Linked DNA regions of Homo sapiens: region 2 is linked to region 1. The links are chromatin contacts, found by Hi-C or POLR2A ChIA-PET in ENCODE. All regions are on one chromosome and are shown on one strand. Each heading gives the region's core, a stretch centred on a gene start or an enhancer-like site at or near the end of the contact. The rest is flanking DNA. Distances are from core to core; before and after follow the strand shown. Region 1 overlaps DENND5A (DENN domain containing 5A). Region 2 holds the start of SCUBE2 (signal peptide, CUB domain and EGF like domain containing 2).

Region 1 (7,952 bases), core at 2,384-4,883:
TGTTGCCCAGGCTGGAGTGCAATGGTGTGATCTCGGCTCACCACAACCTCCGCCTCCTGGGTTCAAGTGAGTCTCCTGCCTCAGCCTCCCGAGTAGCTGGGATTACAGGCATGCGCCATCACGCCTGGCTAGTTTTGTATTGTTAGTAGAGACGGGGTTTCTCCATGTTGGTCAGGCTGGTCTTGAACTCCTGACCTCAGGTGATCTGCCTTCCTTGGCCTCCCAAAGTGCTGAAATTACAGGCGTGAGCCACCATGCCTGGCCAACATTTAGAAGCTTACTTGTCCTAATTAAATACAGAGCATGGAAGAAGGTTTTGAGGGTCCAAAAATGAAGTGTACATTCATACAATATGCTGAAAAGGTAGAGGAGAAAGATCAGAGAAGACTTCAGGGAGGAGTTGGTATTTAAGTGAGCCTTTAATGGAAGGAAATAACAGAACGTGGCAAGGGCAGTAATAGGAAACACAGTTGAAAGGAGGGTAGGGCCCCTGAGCTGGGACAGAGAAAGATTCTTTTCATATTAGTACAAAGTTGTTTCATCAGGGGACTGAAGTAATATTAATCTGATATTATGGGTGGTATGCATTAGAGTGGACATGATTATTAGGGGCTATTCCTGTAGGTCAGGTGAGAGAGCATGAAGCTCAAATAAACTTAAGGCAGTTTATTCAGGCTGCATAAAGGGAGAGAATTGGCATAGTGGTTAAAAACAGACTCCAGAACCGCATTCACTAGGTTCAGATCTCAAGTTATCCATTTACTAGCCATGTGATCTTGGACAAGCTACTTAACTTCCATCTACCCTACTTTCTTCATCTATAAAGTGGGGATAATAATAGTACCTACCTCATATCACAGGGTTATCATGAAGATTAAATCTCTTATGTCAGTGCCAGCACATGCTGAGTGTTATGTGAGGTTAGTGCTTATTATTATTCCTGGTGGTGGTAGCTGTGGGAGGAGAGAAGCTCTGGGAGACACCAGTGGTGGGGCTGACTAGGCAGGGCGAGGGAGGCAGGGGAGGAGGAGGCTTGGAGGCTCATGACAGGGCTGATTTGGGTCAGGTTTGTTTGGTGTCCTGGAGCTGAAAGACCTCTTTGCCAGTCCCTGTTTGGGAAAGGGGGGTGTGGGGGGCTGTCAGCTTCTCCAGCTTCAGACTTAGTTCATGGTTTCCCCCTTGGCCTTGCACTAACGCTCTCTCTTCCTTTTCCTTTGCCCCTCTGACCTGCCTGGACTGCTCCCGCTCTGCCAGAGATCACCTCCTACACCACTGGATTGCCCTGCTGGCTGACTGCCCCATCACTGCACACATGTATGAGGATGTGGCACTGATCAAAGACCATACACTTGTCAATTCCTTGATTCGTGTGCTGCAGACATTGCAGGAGTTCAACATCACGCTGGAGACGTCCCTTGTCAAGGGCATCGACATCTGACCTCCCAGCACCAGCCAGCAGCAGGACTGAGAAAGACTCACCCTGCAGCTCTGACCTTTTTTCCCAAAGGGACTTAAGCGATTGTGCAGGAGTAGGAGACAAAATGTACACTCACTGTAAAAAGAAAACTAGAGGATTTTTGGAATAAATAATCTATTTTAGAGTTTATTTGCTGATTTGCTTTTTACACACTTTCATGTGAAAGAGTGATAGGGAGAGGGAGCGAGGCTGGTGCCGCTTATTTTGAAGCTGGTGCCCTCCCTCGCCGTGGCCACATGCTGGAAGCCTGAGGCCTCCCTGGACTGAGCCTGTGGCACTGCGTGCGGGACAGTTATGTTTCCTTGCCCCGTCGCATTAATGAGGCCCTTCCACATCATTTTTAAACTAATGTTTTTCTATATTAACATTATTATGGATATTTGGCTTTCATAGGCCACACACAGGTGTGCTGCGCGGGAAGCCCCATGCTCCAATCAAAGGGATTTTTAGTAGTGCCTCTAAGCAAGCACCGATGAGTCAGTCCCACGTATTTTCTTTTTTGTCAGTATTGTTTGGGAAGGAGACATGCCGGGATGTGTCATCGTGCCAAATACCACATTTCCTGTTGGCACAGTTTCACAGAAGTAAACATAAGCATGTTTTAACAGGTTTTTCTTTTCTTTTTTCTTTTTTAAAATGTTTTATTTATTTAACCCGCCATTGTGTGTTTTTAAGTATTTTCTTTTTTTAAGGAAAGGAAAAGCTTGTCACAATCTAACTGGCTATGTTATTATTATTAAATTTATGTTTTGCAACTTAGAAACCAGCTACAGTATGGCCCACTTAATAAAACACCTGAAACAAAAACTGCATGGATCACTGATTTTTATGGAGGTTTATGAGCAGTGGGTGGCTGCGGGTGCAGTTGGGTCCATCTGTGAGGATGGTCTTGTGGCATCACCTCTCTTTACCAGCAGGCTCGGGGTTGTGGCCTGCCCAGGATGCCCCTGAGGGCCTGGGGTCTCCTGGGTCCTTCTGCCCGCAGTGCTAGGAGCCTTCCTAGCTGTTATGTGGCTGATTCACATGGATGCAGACAGGGTTCTTTCCCCACTCCACAGAGGAGGAGACTGAGACACAGGAGGGAAAAGACCCGGCCAGGGGTGCAGAGGTTGTCACTTGACTGAGACAGGATGGGCCCTTTCTTGAGAGGGTAAGGGAGACCAGGTGTGGGAAGCTGGGGGTCGGGGGAAGCTCTTGAAAGAAAGGTTTGCTTTCCTGGGGATGGCAGGTGGGAGACCTTTATGAGAGGTCCAGCTTCGTTCATTTTTATTCTTCAGGCTGCTTTGGCAGGAAGCTCCAGAAGAAGTGTAACGTGATCAAGTCAGGCACCTCAGACCAATCAGTGCCCTCTTTTATGCTTTCCTGGTTTGCATGCATTTTCCCTTTGCCTGGAATGCCTCCCCTTCACCCACTTTGTGTTTGTTGTACAGGGTTTACTTTAGCAGTCACCTGCTGTGAAGTGTCCCCAATCTCCCTAGGCAGTTAATCATTCCATCCTTGTGCTCCTTCATTTTCTTAGATGCTGGCATCTCCTCTCTGGATTGTCATTGCCTGCTTTCGTGTCAGGCTCAGCCCTTGCACCGTGAGCTCCCAGAGGGAAAAGGGGGATCTCTTGCCTGTCTCCATCCCCTGGGCCTGGCAGGTGGTAAATGCTTCTGAAGAGATGAGGAGAGGGCCCAGAGAGCTGCAGCGCAGCGTCCTGCCTGCAGAGGGGGTGAGAGGCCACACTGCAGCCGTCTGCCTGGAGCCCACGGACAGAGCTTTAGTTCTCTCGGAGAAGGCCGAGGAAAGGGGAAGGAAGGTAGGCAGTACCTCTGGAGCAGGAAGTGGGATTCTTGGCTGGGCAAGAAGGGCAGCATGGAACTCAGCTGTATGTGTTTATATTGTGGGCCTAGGCCTGAGCTTACCTTAAGGCAGGTGCTGGGACCAACTATTTCCTTGCTCTTTGTAACAGCTGATCCTACTCACTTTCTACTGTGTTTTGTTTTGTAATCTTCTGCAAATCTGTTTTGGAATGATGTGTGATATAAGAGAACAGACCTGTTTAGTAGCTCAAGATTTCAAGGACATTTGAGTCAACTGCGTTCTTCCGTGTAGGGCCCAGCCAGGCCTCTCCAGTGGTCCTGGGTAAATCAGGTGTGTTTGGTTCACTCAGCAAGCAGCCCTGCCTGCCTCAGCTTCTGCACCTGCTCTACTTCAGGGCTTCCCAGGCTGTGATTTCAGGGACTGGTAAATAAACAAGCAAGCAAAGGAACTCAGGGAATTACTATAAAGCAAGCACCCTTATAATCACCACTCAGGTCAAGAATAGAACTTTGCCAGCCCCCCAGGGTCCTCCATGTTCCCCCTTCCCCATCACAGTCCCAGCACCTCCCTTCTTCCATCTTAACTTTTATAAGTAATAATTTCGTTGAGTTTCTTTATTGTTTTGTCACCCAGATGTGCATCCCTACATGCTATAGTCTTACTGTCCTTTTAAAAAAACTTGATACATCTTTTAAGTCTCTTTTAATCTAAAGGGTCCCCTCCATCCCTTTCCTTTTCTTACAAATTGTTGAAGATTTTAAGCCATTTGATCTGTAGATTTTCACAGCCTGGGTTTTTGCTCATTTCATGCCCGTGGTGCAGTTCAATATACTCCTTTATCCTCAGCATTTCCTGCAGATCAGCAGCTAGATCTAGACAATTTGCCTCAGGTTGATCCCTTTGATAAGACTCTAGGTAGTGGTGTGCTCATTTAGCAAGAAGCACGTAACATCTGTTTTTCACTTTTGTTATGTTAGCAGCCACTGATGCTCAATGCCTACATCCAGCAAGTAATTCACTGGGGATTGCAGCATGGGGATATTCTAATCTATCATTTTCTCTTCATTTATTAGATGGAATAATTTTATAAGGAGACATTGTCTCTCATCTACTGTTTGATTTCCCAGTAGAGTTTGTGTGGGAAAGGCAGATAAGTGCTTAATTCTTTCCTTTTATTTACCCAACTTTTAAGATATGAACTGGTTCTTTGTTATCCTCAGAAGGTGACTATTTTTTAAACAATATTATGAACTCATGAGTTTAGATGTATTTGATAGGCTTCATCTCATTGCAATTATTATCTTTATTGTCCTGCCTTTGGCCTTTGGGAGCCTCTTTAAGTTGGTTCCTGAGTTGTTCTGACACAACTCTAGTTGTCTTTGATATCTGCTTTGTTTTCTGGTATTGCAAGATGTTCTAGGCTCACTTTATTCATTTTCTGTCCTAGACTTGGAATCAGTCATTTCTCCAAAAAGCCCTGGTTTCCTTAAGTGGGAAATGGTATTGCAAGACCATAATTGGACACTAGAAATTCTCATTGTTACTGGTAGATCATTGGTTCTAGGCCTATTCAGTAGACAGAGCTTTGATTATATTTAAATATAACATTTTTATACATTTAATATAGACATCTAGAAACATATATAGTAAATATGTATTTTTAAAGATAGTGAAGGTCTTGGAATTATATATGTTAAATGCATATATAAATATGTATGTATACATGAGTGTGTATACACACATGCATCTATGGTACCCCATGATTTTACAGTGTTCTTTCTGATTCCAATTCAGGATTATAGGGTGCCTTTGTCCATTTAATGCGGCTACAAAGGAATACCTGAGGCTGGGTAATTCTTAAAGAAAAGAGGCTTAGTTGGCTCATCGTTCTGCAGGCTTTACAGGAAGCATGATGCTGGTACCTGCATCTAGTGAGGGTCTCAAGCTGCTTCCACACATGGTGGAAGAGGAAGGGTGTGCAGAATCACATAGCAAGAGAGGGGTGAGAGAGACGAAGGAGGCTGGGCTCAGTGGCTCACACCTGTATTCTCAGCACTTTGGGAGGACGAGGTGGATGGATCACTTGAGGTCAGGACTTCAAGACCAGCCTGGTCAGCGTGGCGAAACTGACTATGAGATTTGGAGGGATCAAACCAAACTATAACATACTTTTACTTTTTTTTTTTTTTTTTGGAGATAGGGTCTCACTCTGTTGGCCAGGCTGAAGCACAGTGGCACGATCATGGCTCACACAGCCTTGACTTCCCAGGCTCAAGTGATCCTGCCTCAGCCTCCTGAGTAGCTGGGACTACAGGTGTGCACCACCACAACCAACTAATTTTTAAATTTTTTGTGGAGACAGGGTCTCACTACATTGCCCAGGCTGGTCTTGAACTCCTGGGCTCAAGCAGTCCTCCTGCCTGGCTTCCCAAAGTGTTGGGATTACAGGCATGAGCCACCATGCCTGGCTTAACTTCTTATATATTACATCTGTATCTCTTTTTTCCATAATGAGAACCCTAGGTTTGAAGGGCAGAGAAATTGGTAGAATAAGAAGATCCCCTAATTAACCATTTGCTTTATCCCACATTATAAACACAGCCATCTCAGAATAACAATACTAATGCTTCTACTACCAATTATGATCATGGAAAACAGTTAAACTTTTTTTGGTATGTTATTCCCATCCTTCCCCCTCAAGCCTGGCCCACCCCGCTGCCCCACCCTTTTCTTTGAGACAGGGTCTCACTCTGTCACCCAGGCTGGAGTGCAGTGGCACAATCTTGGCTCACTGCAGCCTCAACTTCCCAGGCTCAAGCAATCCTCCCACCTCAGCCTGAGTAGCTGAGACTACAGGTGCACACCACCATGCACAGCTAATTTTTGTATTTTTTGTAGAGACGGGGTTTTGCCATGTTGCCCAGGCTGGTCTTGAACTCTTGGGCTCAAGCAATCTGCCCACCTCAGTCTCCCAAAGTGTTGGGACTACAGGCGTTAGCCACTGCACCCGGCCAAGCCCTTATGTTTTATTTTTATGTATTTATCTGTGGCTCGCTGCAACCTCCACCTCCCAGGTTCAAACAATTCTCCTGCCTCAGCCTCTTGAGTAGCTGGGACTACAGGTGCGTGCCACTACTCCCGGCTAATTTTTTGTATTTTTAGTAGAGACAGGGTTTCACCATGTTACCAGGATAGTCTCAATCTCCTGACCTCGTGATCCACCCGCCTTGGCCTCCCAAAGTGTTGAGATTACAGGCGTGAGCCACCTTGCCCGGCTAGCCCCTATGTTTTAGTAGAGGTACTCTATCTTTGAGAGATCATATATTATTTCTGTCAACTTGGGTTTTTTTGAGAAGCAGATGCCAAGACAAAGGAAACACCTGTGAGGGCTAAAGAGCAAGGGAGCAAGAGTAGGCAGGGAGAGGCTTTAGATCCAGGGGCCAGGCTGACCCCTGGGAGAGGACAGAGGGAGGAAGGACTGGGAAGGAAGTCTTAGACCATAGACCAGCTCTGAGAAGAATCTCAGTGAAGTTGATGGGGAGTCCCTGGCAAAAAGCTGCTCATGAGAGGAGTCCACTTTGGGCAAGACTGGGCACACCAGTAATCCTGTTGTGCTCAGTTGTTGTCTAGAAGCAGAGCCTAGAGGAAGTGTGGCTTCTGCATTCACAGGGGAAGCAGCTGGGGGCTGCCATTAATTATGACTCCTCTGGGCACTTTGTCAGGTTTTCTTGAAGGAGACTTGAGTGATGCAGCTCCACAACCTGCACAGTCTGCCCCTTATACTGCACAGATCCTCTTTTCCACAATGCACCCATGTTTCTTTCCATGGTTTCCCGACGGGAAACCTAGAAGAGGGAGCTTTGGGGAACAAATTACAATCACCATTGATGAAGTTAGTCTTGGGGCCATGGTTGGTACTTACCTTCTCCCTTCTGCGCTATCCTAAGTTCCCATCACCTTCAGCTATCACTTCAGTGGGGCTTGGCTTGCTTAGTGGTATAACCCCAACCTTCATTCCTGAGAGGTCCAAGCCCTTGGTCATCATACTCTTCTTGACCAGGGTTGCTGCAAATGTCCACTTAGAGTTACAACTGGACAAGGGAGTACCAAGAGATACCCAAATGGATCATTTGGGCTTCACATTATTTTAGCCCCTACTGATGTATAAAAACAGCGCGACCACGTCCTGCTATTCAAGCTCAGTCATCTCTGCCATGATGGTGACTCTTTTCTTGTCTACTCATTCTTAGATACAAGGAGTCCAAAGTACCCTGGTGGCAGCCAGAGTTCTGTAGTTCAGTGGGACTTAACGGGTGTAGTTGTGTCCCTGGCAAGAATATGCCCCCTTTGGGGATTAGTGTTTCCAACCCTACGGAACCTAGAGTTCAGGGACAGGAAGCACAACATTCCCCAGTGGGTCCTTGGAAGTGATGGTAAGTGTAGCCACTCTTGCTTCTGCCCCTAGGTTCCTGGACCCATGCATTTTTCCTGTAGGGGACATAGCAGGAAGCTGTAATTTAGATGTGATTATAGCTCTCTGATTTAATGCATGTGCTGGGTCCTGAAGGATGGCATCCAGTCCTTGCAGATTATTGCCTCCAGGCGAGTGCCCTAGCTGTGCCTTCAGTAAGCCATTCTGGTGCTCTTTCAGGCTGGCAGCTTCTGGATG
Region 2 (7,952 bases), core at 3,564-6,063, 46 kb after region 1:
GGCACAGAGGAAGAGAATGGTTTTAAGAGACAATAAGAAGGTAGAATTTTCTTGATTGTTCGGATGTGGTGGGGAGGGAGATAATGGAGTCCCAGATGACCGCCAAACCTCTGACTTGGTGTTAACAGAATGGTGGTGCCCTTGTCTAAAGGAGAGAGCACTTGAGAAGGAGCAGGTTTGAGGAAGATGAGCTCCATTTGTTTGTTTGTTTTGGACAGTTGGCAGAGCTAGCTGAGATTTTATTTTGAAAAAAAAAAAAAAAAAAGCAACAATTGAATTGTTTTGTAGCTGGAAGCATGGCCAATGGGGGTGCCCCAGGCAGTAAACTCCCCCAGCAGGTGGGCTGAGGGCTAGGGCTGAGCCTCAGGTGAGTCTCCTGTTCCTGTGCTCCACTGCACAGCGGCTTCCTCCACGGGCCCTGGGGCAGCCGCAGGAGGGGCAGGCTGGTAGGGGCTGCCATGGCCATTCACTTGGGCAGGACATCAGAGGACTTGGACACTAGCTTGCCATCTCGCGTTTCCACCTTCTTCACAACCATGGACCTGGAGAAGCTGGCGCGGCTGAAGGAGCTGGAGCCTCCACCAGTGCCAAAGCTGGAGCCCAGGCTGTAGCTAAGGCCTGTTGTAGAGGGCTTGTGAGGTGCCCGTGGGTCGAGCTCAGCCCACCTGAGTAGCCACTGGTGGTCTTCAGATGGACACTCATGTTCTGTATCCCAGACCCCAGCTAGCTCTCCTCGCCCTCCAGCAGCTTCCTGTAGGTGGCGATCTTGATGTCCAGGGCCAGCTTGACGTTCATCAGCTCCTGGTGCTCCATGGCACAGCTGCTGCACCATGTCTTGCTCGGCCCGCTGCAGGGCGGCCTCCAGCTCGACAGCTTCGTGTTGGCATCCTTAACAGCCAGCTCCCCATACTGCTCAGCATCTGCGATGGCAGCCTCCAGGGAAACCCTCTGGCCTTTGAGGCCCTCAGTCTGAGCCTGGAGCCGGCTGATGTTCCTATTAATCTCAGAGATCTCCATCTTTGCATAACGCAGGTCATTCCTATGCTTCCCAGGCAGTGTCTGCAGCTCCTCATACTTGATCTGATGCATGCCCTCAGCCTCAGCCCAGCTGCCATTGGCGATCTCCTTGTACTGCGCCTTGACCTCAGGGATGATGCTGTCCATGTCCAGGGAGCGGCTGCTGTCCATGGACAGCACCACAGATGTGTCCGAGATCTGGGACTGCAGCTCCCAGATTTCCTCTTCATATAGCTGCCTGAGGAAGTTGATCTCGTCAGTCAGCCCTTCCAGAAGAGACTCCAGCTCTACCTTGTTCATGTTAGCTTCAGCCACGTTACCTTCTTGATGAGGACAAATTCATTCTCCATCTCTGTACGCTTATTGATCTCATCCTCATACTTGTTCTTGGAGTCCTCCACCAGCCTCTGCATGTTGCCAAGCTTCAGCTTCTCCTGGCCCAGAGTGTCCAGCTACCGCCGAAGTTTGTTGATGTGGCTCTCGAATATGCTGTCCATGTCGCTCTGAGCTGTCTTCTGCTGCTGCAGGAGGCTCCACTTGGTCTCCAGCATCTTGTTCTGCTGCTCCAGGGACCGCACCTTCTCGATGAAGGAGGCAAACTTGTTGTAGAGGGTCTTGATCTGCTCCTTCTCCTGGGCGCACACAGCCTGGATGTTGGGGTTCACCTCCAGCTTAAGGGGGCTCAGCAGGTTCTGGCTGACCATGATGGCTGTGATGCCCCCCATACCACTGGCCCCACCATAGCCTCCACCCAGAGCCATGCGGGTGCCCAGGCCACCCCGGAAGCTGCTGCTGCCGCCCACTTGAGAGAAGCTCCAGGAGCTGATATGGGCACCAGGCCCGCTTGTGTAGGAGCGGCTGCTTAAGGCCTAGGGGCCAGAGGTGGACACCCTGTAGGACTTCTGGGTCACCCTGATGGACATGGTGGAGGCAGTAGTGGAGGGGTGGGTGGGCTGAACCAGGCAGAGATTCGAGAAAGCAGAGAAGCTTCTTCTAGGTCATGAGCTTCGTTTTGAACATGTTCAATCAGAGGGATCTAGGGAAGATCAAGGTGGGATCTAGGGAAGATCAAGGTGGTATCTAGTAGGCAACTGGATACATGGGATTGAACCAAGGGGATGAATCCAGGCTGGAGATTGACATTATGGAATCAAGGGAATGAGTGAACCATCCAGAGAGAGGGTATAGAAAGAGGACTCCTAGAAGATGGTGGAGAAGGCATTTCCTGAGAGGTAGGAGGAAAACCAGGAGTTTGCCACGATGACAACCAAGGGTAAGGAGAGTTTCCACCAGGGAGAAGTAGTCCACATGTCAGAGGCTGCTGGGGGCGGGGGGGGAGTCAAGAAAGGTGGGCACTGAATGGTGTCCCATGAGTGCAGAGTGGCACCTGCTTATGTGTAGTTCAGGGGCACGCATGGCCGGCCACTACCAGGCTTTCTTCAGCCTCCTCAAAGGCCCACACCAGTGTGACTGGGCTGGCTGGACTGCCTCTTCGCACCCCTGAGGCCTGGTTCATGGCCTCTCAGCCTGTGGAGAGGAGACAGGGAGAGGAAGAGGGAGCTTTAGCCTCAGTCCAGGGACGGTGTCTGAGGCCTTTCTGAGAAGTTTGTGGGGACCTCAGCTGCAGAATAGAGGGCAGCCTGCAGCCAGAGTAGAGCCAACCAAGTTCCTCCTGACACCAAAAACACTGACATTTGGACACAGTTTTCCCCTGGAGCTTCCCCCTGTGGAAATTCCCGGTTGTAAGCCATATTGACTTTAATCTCAAGTGTCAAAAAGGTTGCCCAGGAGTCTGGGAGCCAACAGCTGAAAGCACGTTTGTAAGGATGTCAGCGCAAACAAAATAGGATACAGAACATTTTTTGAGATCTGTGCCAGTGGTGGACTTTTCTGGGAAACATGACAAAAGCTGACAGTCTTAGGCAAAAAGGCGCTGATTCTTGTCATTATTAATTTATGTCCTTACTGAAAGATCAAGTTAGGGAAAGGTAAAGGGGAAGAATAGCACATGTGTGATTTCTTTGCCAGGCACAAGGGCGCTGCAGGAGGCTCCCCCTAGAGTTTAATGGGCAGCTTTATGTATTTATATGCTTTAACTGGAGCTAAAGAGGTCTGTGCCACACAATGGGCAGTTTCTAGTTGGATTTTAAAAGAAATAACTTTGATCATTTCAAAAGCAATGAAGCCTGATGCAGTGGAGAGAAAAGAAGGCAGTAATTTATGGCTACCATTAAGGACACAAAGACAAAGGTGGAGAGAACGTTTCACTAACTGAAGATTTACAAATGTGTAAAAACCACCCTTATGACCAGAAATAGCTGAGTGTCTCTCTCAGCACCAAACAAAAGGGAGTGGGAGGGAGGCGCAGACAGAAAGAGGGACGCAACCTGCCTGCCTTCACTGAAAGGGTCAAAAGAAAAACAACTACAGAAAAGTTATTTTCTCAGATAGCTCCATCAAGCAGCTGCACTAGCCACAGCCCAAAGAGGCAGGCCCCCGTGGGCATGTTCGGGGGCTGGGGTGGCAGACAGTGGGTACTGAGGGTGCAGAGGCTGGGAGCTCTGGGCTGTGGATAGGCCCCAAGAAGACATAAGAGTTTTTGTGCATGAGCTAGGTGGGGATTTTTTGGTGACATCTATTTTTTTTCTGATCTCCAAAGGAATGGTGTGTGTGTGTGTGCGCGCGTGCGTGTGCCTGCATATATACATATGTGTATGTATATAATCGCAGGAGAAAATTGAATAAATACGGAGAAGCTCAGTGAAGAACATTACTATCCCTAAGTGTGATGTTTGGTTGCGTCCGGAAATTGTTACTATATTTGTTCCTGGAGTGATGGTGGGTGTATTGGGCTCCAGCCATCCGTGTCAAGTGTGATATGGGAAGACCCTGTGTACCTGTTCCCTTGCAAGGACTGTCTTTCATGGAAGGCTAGGTGCTAGGCCCTGCCTGTGTTTGAAGCTAGCCAGACCTGATGTTTATGAGTTCAGGTGATCGTAAATGCCACCTGTACTCCGGCAAAGTCGGGGCTGCTGTCTGTTGTCTCTGGTGGCTCACCTTTGACCTCTAGCCCCCTTCCCCTTAGGCTGCCCTGAGATATACATAAGTAGCTTGCAGGGATTCTAGGCCCAGTGTGCCCCACAGTGGGACAAGTGGACCAGTGCCCTCAGGGCTGTGGGATGGAGGATCCCAGAGGGCCTGGGGTGGGCAGTGTGGAGAAGGGTGCAGAGGGTGTGCTGGGGTGGGCAGAGAAGCCAGGGTCACCTTCTCCATTCAAACAGCTGTTTTCCCGAATTGGAAGTCACCCCCAATTCCTTCCACTCCCACCTCCCACCTCCCACGTGGAAAGCCCCAAGATGGCTTTGGGGTTTGGGGACTATACGGAACACTTTCTGGGCGCCCTGACCCCGAATATTTCAATCTAGAAGGGCTGTTTGTCCTCACATGAGGGCCTGGGTCGAGTTGTAACACACTGGAACAGGCGCGGCACCGAGGGCTCCGAGCGTTGGAGCGGAGCGGGGATGCGGGGGGCAGCGGGCTGGGTGCCAGGGCTGCGCGGGGCGCGAGGCACGGTGCTGCCGCCCCGCCAGGCTGACAGCCGCGCTCGGGCCACCGCGGCCGCGCCCCCTCCACCCGAGGCCGGGGAGGGGACGGGAGGAGGCCGGGCGGGGCGGCACTGCTCCCGCCTGCGCTTCCCGCCCCGGCCCGGGAGGGACCGTGTGAAAATGAGGCCGGGGCTCGGGGGGCGGGCGGGGCCGGGCCGGGGGTGGCAGCGGCAGCGGGCAGGGCGTCCGCGCACACCTCCCCGCGCCGCCGCCGCCACCGCCCGCACTCCGCCGCCTCTGCCCGCAACCGCTGAGCCATCCATGGGGGTCGCGGGCCGCAACCGTCCCGGGGCGGCCTGGGCGGTGCTGCTGCTGCTGCTGCTGCTGCCGCCACTGCTGCTGCTGGCGGGGGCCGTCCCGCCGGGTCGGGGCCGTGCCGCGGGGCCGCAGGAGGGTGAGTGTCCGGCCGCGGGGGCGCACCTGGCACAGCAGGCAGGGCCAGGAAGAGTGTTTAGGTCCCCGGCGGAGTCCAGAGCCGGGCGCGCGGGGCTCGGGGCTGGCGGCTGCAGCTCCGCGGGGGCCTCTGCTCCCCCCGGGACCTCACCCGCCGGCCGGGCCAAGGCGCCACGACCGCTGGGGCCCTGAGTCCTTCGGCCCGGCCTCGGACCCGGAGCTGCTGACGGTTCCCGCCCCGGTCCGGATGCCTCCAGAGCGCCTGCTAGTCAGACCGTCGCCGGCGAGCAGGCAGGAGGGTGCGGACCCTGGCCTTGGGGTCCCGCGCCTCAGCGTAGGCGGGGAAACTGAGGGCCGGGCCGGGCACATCCGCGAGGCGGTGGCAGCTTTGCCGTTTCTTTCTTTGGGGGCCGGCAAGTTCTGCTGATGGCTTCGGGGTGGGCTCCAGAGACTTTTCTGTCAGCGGAACAGCGCCTGTTCCGATCTGGGAATTACCCTGAAGCAGCAACAAGCCTAGGTTTTCAGCAGAGAACTTTGGTTTCCAGAGAGGACTCTGGACGTGCTGTGCTTACTGGACTTGCAATACTTTCAAAATGCTTTTGTTTTTAATTAATATCCTGGAGTAGTGTCAACCCAGGAAATACTTCTGCCAAGGCGGGTTTCCAGGTTGAGAGGATGGGCAGGGGTGGGAGTGCAGGGGGCCGGCCATGGGGACACCATCCCCGCTTCGCAGCATCTGAGAGCCCTGGATGACATCTGCTCCGATCCCGGGGCAGACTTCCCATAAATACTCTAAACCAGCGGGGTGCAATCTTTTGGCTTACCTGGGCCACAGTGGAAGAAGAAGAATTGGGCCACACATAAAATATACCAACACAAACGACAGCTGATGAGCAAAAAAAAAAAATAAATAAATAAATAAAAAAAAAATCTCATAATGTTTTAAGAAAGTTTATGAATTTGCATTGGGCCGCATTCAAAACTGTCCTGGGCTGCACGTAGCCCACGGGCTGTGTTGGACAAGCTTGCTCTGAGCTCCGAGAAAGCTGACAGACAGCTGCTTGGTGTTCAGAGCTTGTCTGTCCGTTTGGTCCTTTCCTCCTTTAGCGGGCATGTAGGTACTATTGCCTACTCACATGCCAGGTACTGCGCTGGCTTGGCATAAGGGACACAGACGCAGTCTGTTGTCAAGACATTGTCTAGTGGAGAGAGAGGAAGGAAAACAGTGACAACCCTGCCTGATGTGTGCATGCAAAGCCATACATATGCGAGCACTTGGTGAGGGCAGCTACAATGGGGGTCATGGCAGGCTTCCTGGAGGAGGTGGATTTGAGCTAAGTCCTGAAGGCCAGTAGGTGATGGTGGGGGTAATTTCACGTAGAGTGTCCGGGCTGTTCCTGGAAACAGGGACCCAGAAACAGTTTGGTTTATCCCAGGGATCCCAAGCAGCTGTAGCTTGTGAGGAGTGAAGCGGGGTGGGCTGGTGAGGATGATGCCAGACAGGGCCGAGGCCAGATCACACATGGCCTGGGAGCCTGTACCAGGTGTCAGCTGTGCTCTTTTGCAGATGTAGATGAGTGTGCCCAAGGGCTAGATGACTGCCATGCCGACGCCCTGTGTCAGAACACACCCACCTCCTACAAGTGCTCCTGCAAGCCTGGCTACCAAGGGGAAGGCAGGCAGTGTGAGGGTAAGTGCCTTGGGGACCATGTGGGGGGACTGTAGGGAAGCTCCTACCTCCTTAGCTCTTGCAGTGGCCACTTATGTTGGTAAAAGTACTGCCCCTCCTCTCCCTTTCCCCCAGCCCCTGAATCACATCACCTGCTCTCTGAAATATATTTCAGATCTTGGACTGGAAACATTAGGTCTTCCCCAGAGCTGCTCACACAGTTTTATCTGGCTCTGAAATGTCCTTTTGTCTAGCTTCTGGAAAAGAAAAGAGATGTGTTAGTATCTTTGGGTCCCACTCAGTTTTGGGGCAGAAAGTAAACATCCATGCTGATCAGGAGAGCCATGCCTGCCAGAGCAGGGCTGATCCTGCACCTCCCTGGGGCGGTTTGTACCTTTGCCCTGAAGTCTGAGTGCTAGAGAGTCCTGCCCTCCCCTACCAGCTCAGGAGGCTCCATCCTGTTTATGGCTTTGGCCACAATGTTTGGCATTGTGACGTGCCAAGCTTCAGAGTACACCAAGGACCTTCCTCGTTTGGAGTTACAGGTTCACTCTGGAGAGATGTGTGCAGAGGGGCATTTTAGCCCATAGAGCTGCAGGTCTGAGAACCTGTGGTTTGGACTCTGCCATTTTATAATCTGGACTAGAGTCATGAACTGTGAAGTTCATAGCTGGCCAGAGACTGGACACTCGAGGCTGTTCCTGGAGATGGAAATCATGACACATTGGAGCTGACTGGGCTATTCAGGTAGCTCTGGGCCAATGCTATTACTCATTTCACAGATGGGGACACTGAGGGCCAGAGGAGTTGTGGCCATGATCACACAAGTTGCCTGCAAGTGAAAGAAAGTCAGGTCTCCACCCCTAGCTCTGTCCCCAACCCCACGTTTCTCATATTTACTCAGCCTGCTGCTGTCCTTCTTTGGATGAGTGAGAAATCCCACTGTCTATAGTCATCCCTTGCAGGAAGAAATTAGATGAGGAGCACTGAACTCATCTCTGAGTATCCCTCCTTGCTCCTGGACCCAACCTTGACAAGTATGTTGGTGGCCCCTTCCTCTTCGAGAGGTTTTAAACTCTTTAGAACTTGGGCTTAACTCCCATGGGAATTGATCTTCTGAATACTTGCAGGATCTAAAGCTACACAATGAGTAAGAAAGTCCTTCCAAGTCTCTTTCCACTTCGAAAAACATATTAACTTCTTTAGATGAGGAGGAAAACTTTTTTGAGACAGAGCTTTGCTCTTGTTACCCAGGCTGGAGTGCAATG

The links. A loop is a pair of places that touch in the nucleus more often than their neighbours do. ChIA-PET counts read pairs that join two places held with the same protein, here RNA polymerase II (POLR2A). Pooled maps may share reads with other maps.
Region 2: a map of endothelial cell of umbilical vein shows a loop between it and region 1 (4-fold over the local background). The contact joins the promoter of SCUBE2 here to the enhancer-like site in region 1. A Hi-C loop is called at or near these places in 6 of 168 maps with a recorded cell type or tissue (GM12878, K562, endothelial cell of umbilical vein and 3 more), 3 of 37 single-sample maps with no recorded cell type and 10 of 50 pooled maps. POLR2A ChIA-PET finds 5 or more read pairs at or near these places in 2 of 52 experiments (BJ and WTC11).

Annotation. Positions count from the first base shown.
Region 1 is chr11:9,133,157-9,141,108 of GRCh38, reverse strand. It overlaps DENND5A (DENN domain containing 5A), which reads left to right. Exons shown (of 23, transcript NM_015213.4): 23 at 1,255-2,284. The coding sequence ends at 1,438. Among named protein-coding and RNA genes, the nearest start is that of SCUBE2, 46 kb to the right of the region's middle. RefSeq lists enhancers at 1,793-2,087, 2,901-3,090. Within about 2 kb of position 3,633, at least 15 of the 41 ENCODE cell types and tissues checked have a DNase peak (open chromatin) inside an H3K27ac peak, as active enhancers do.
Region 2 is chr11:9,088,460-9,096,411 of GRCh38, reverse strand. It overlaps SCUBE2 (signal peptide, CUB domain and EGF like domain containing 2), which reads left to right and starts at 4,813. Exons shown (of 23, transcript NM_001367977.2): 1 at 4,813-5,016; 2 at 6,583-6,705. The coding sequence starts at 4,884. It overlaps MIR5691 (microRNA 5691), which reads left to right and starts at 6,033; the gene lies at 6,033-6,100. It also overlaps the pseudogene KRT8P41. RefSeq lists enhancers at 97-596, 597-1,098 and a silencer at 800-1,005.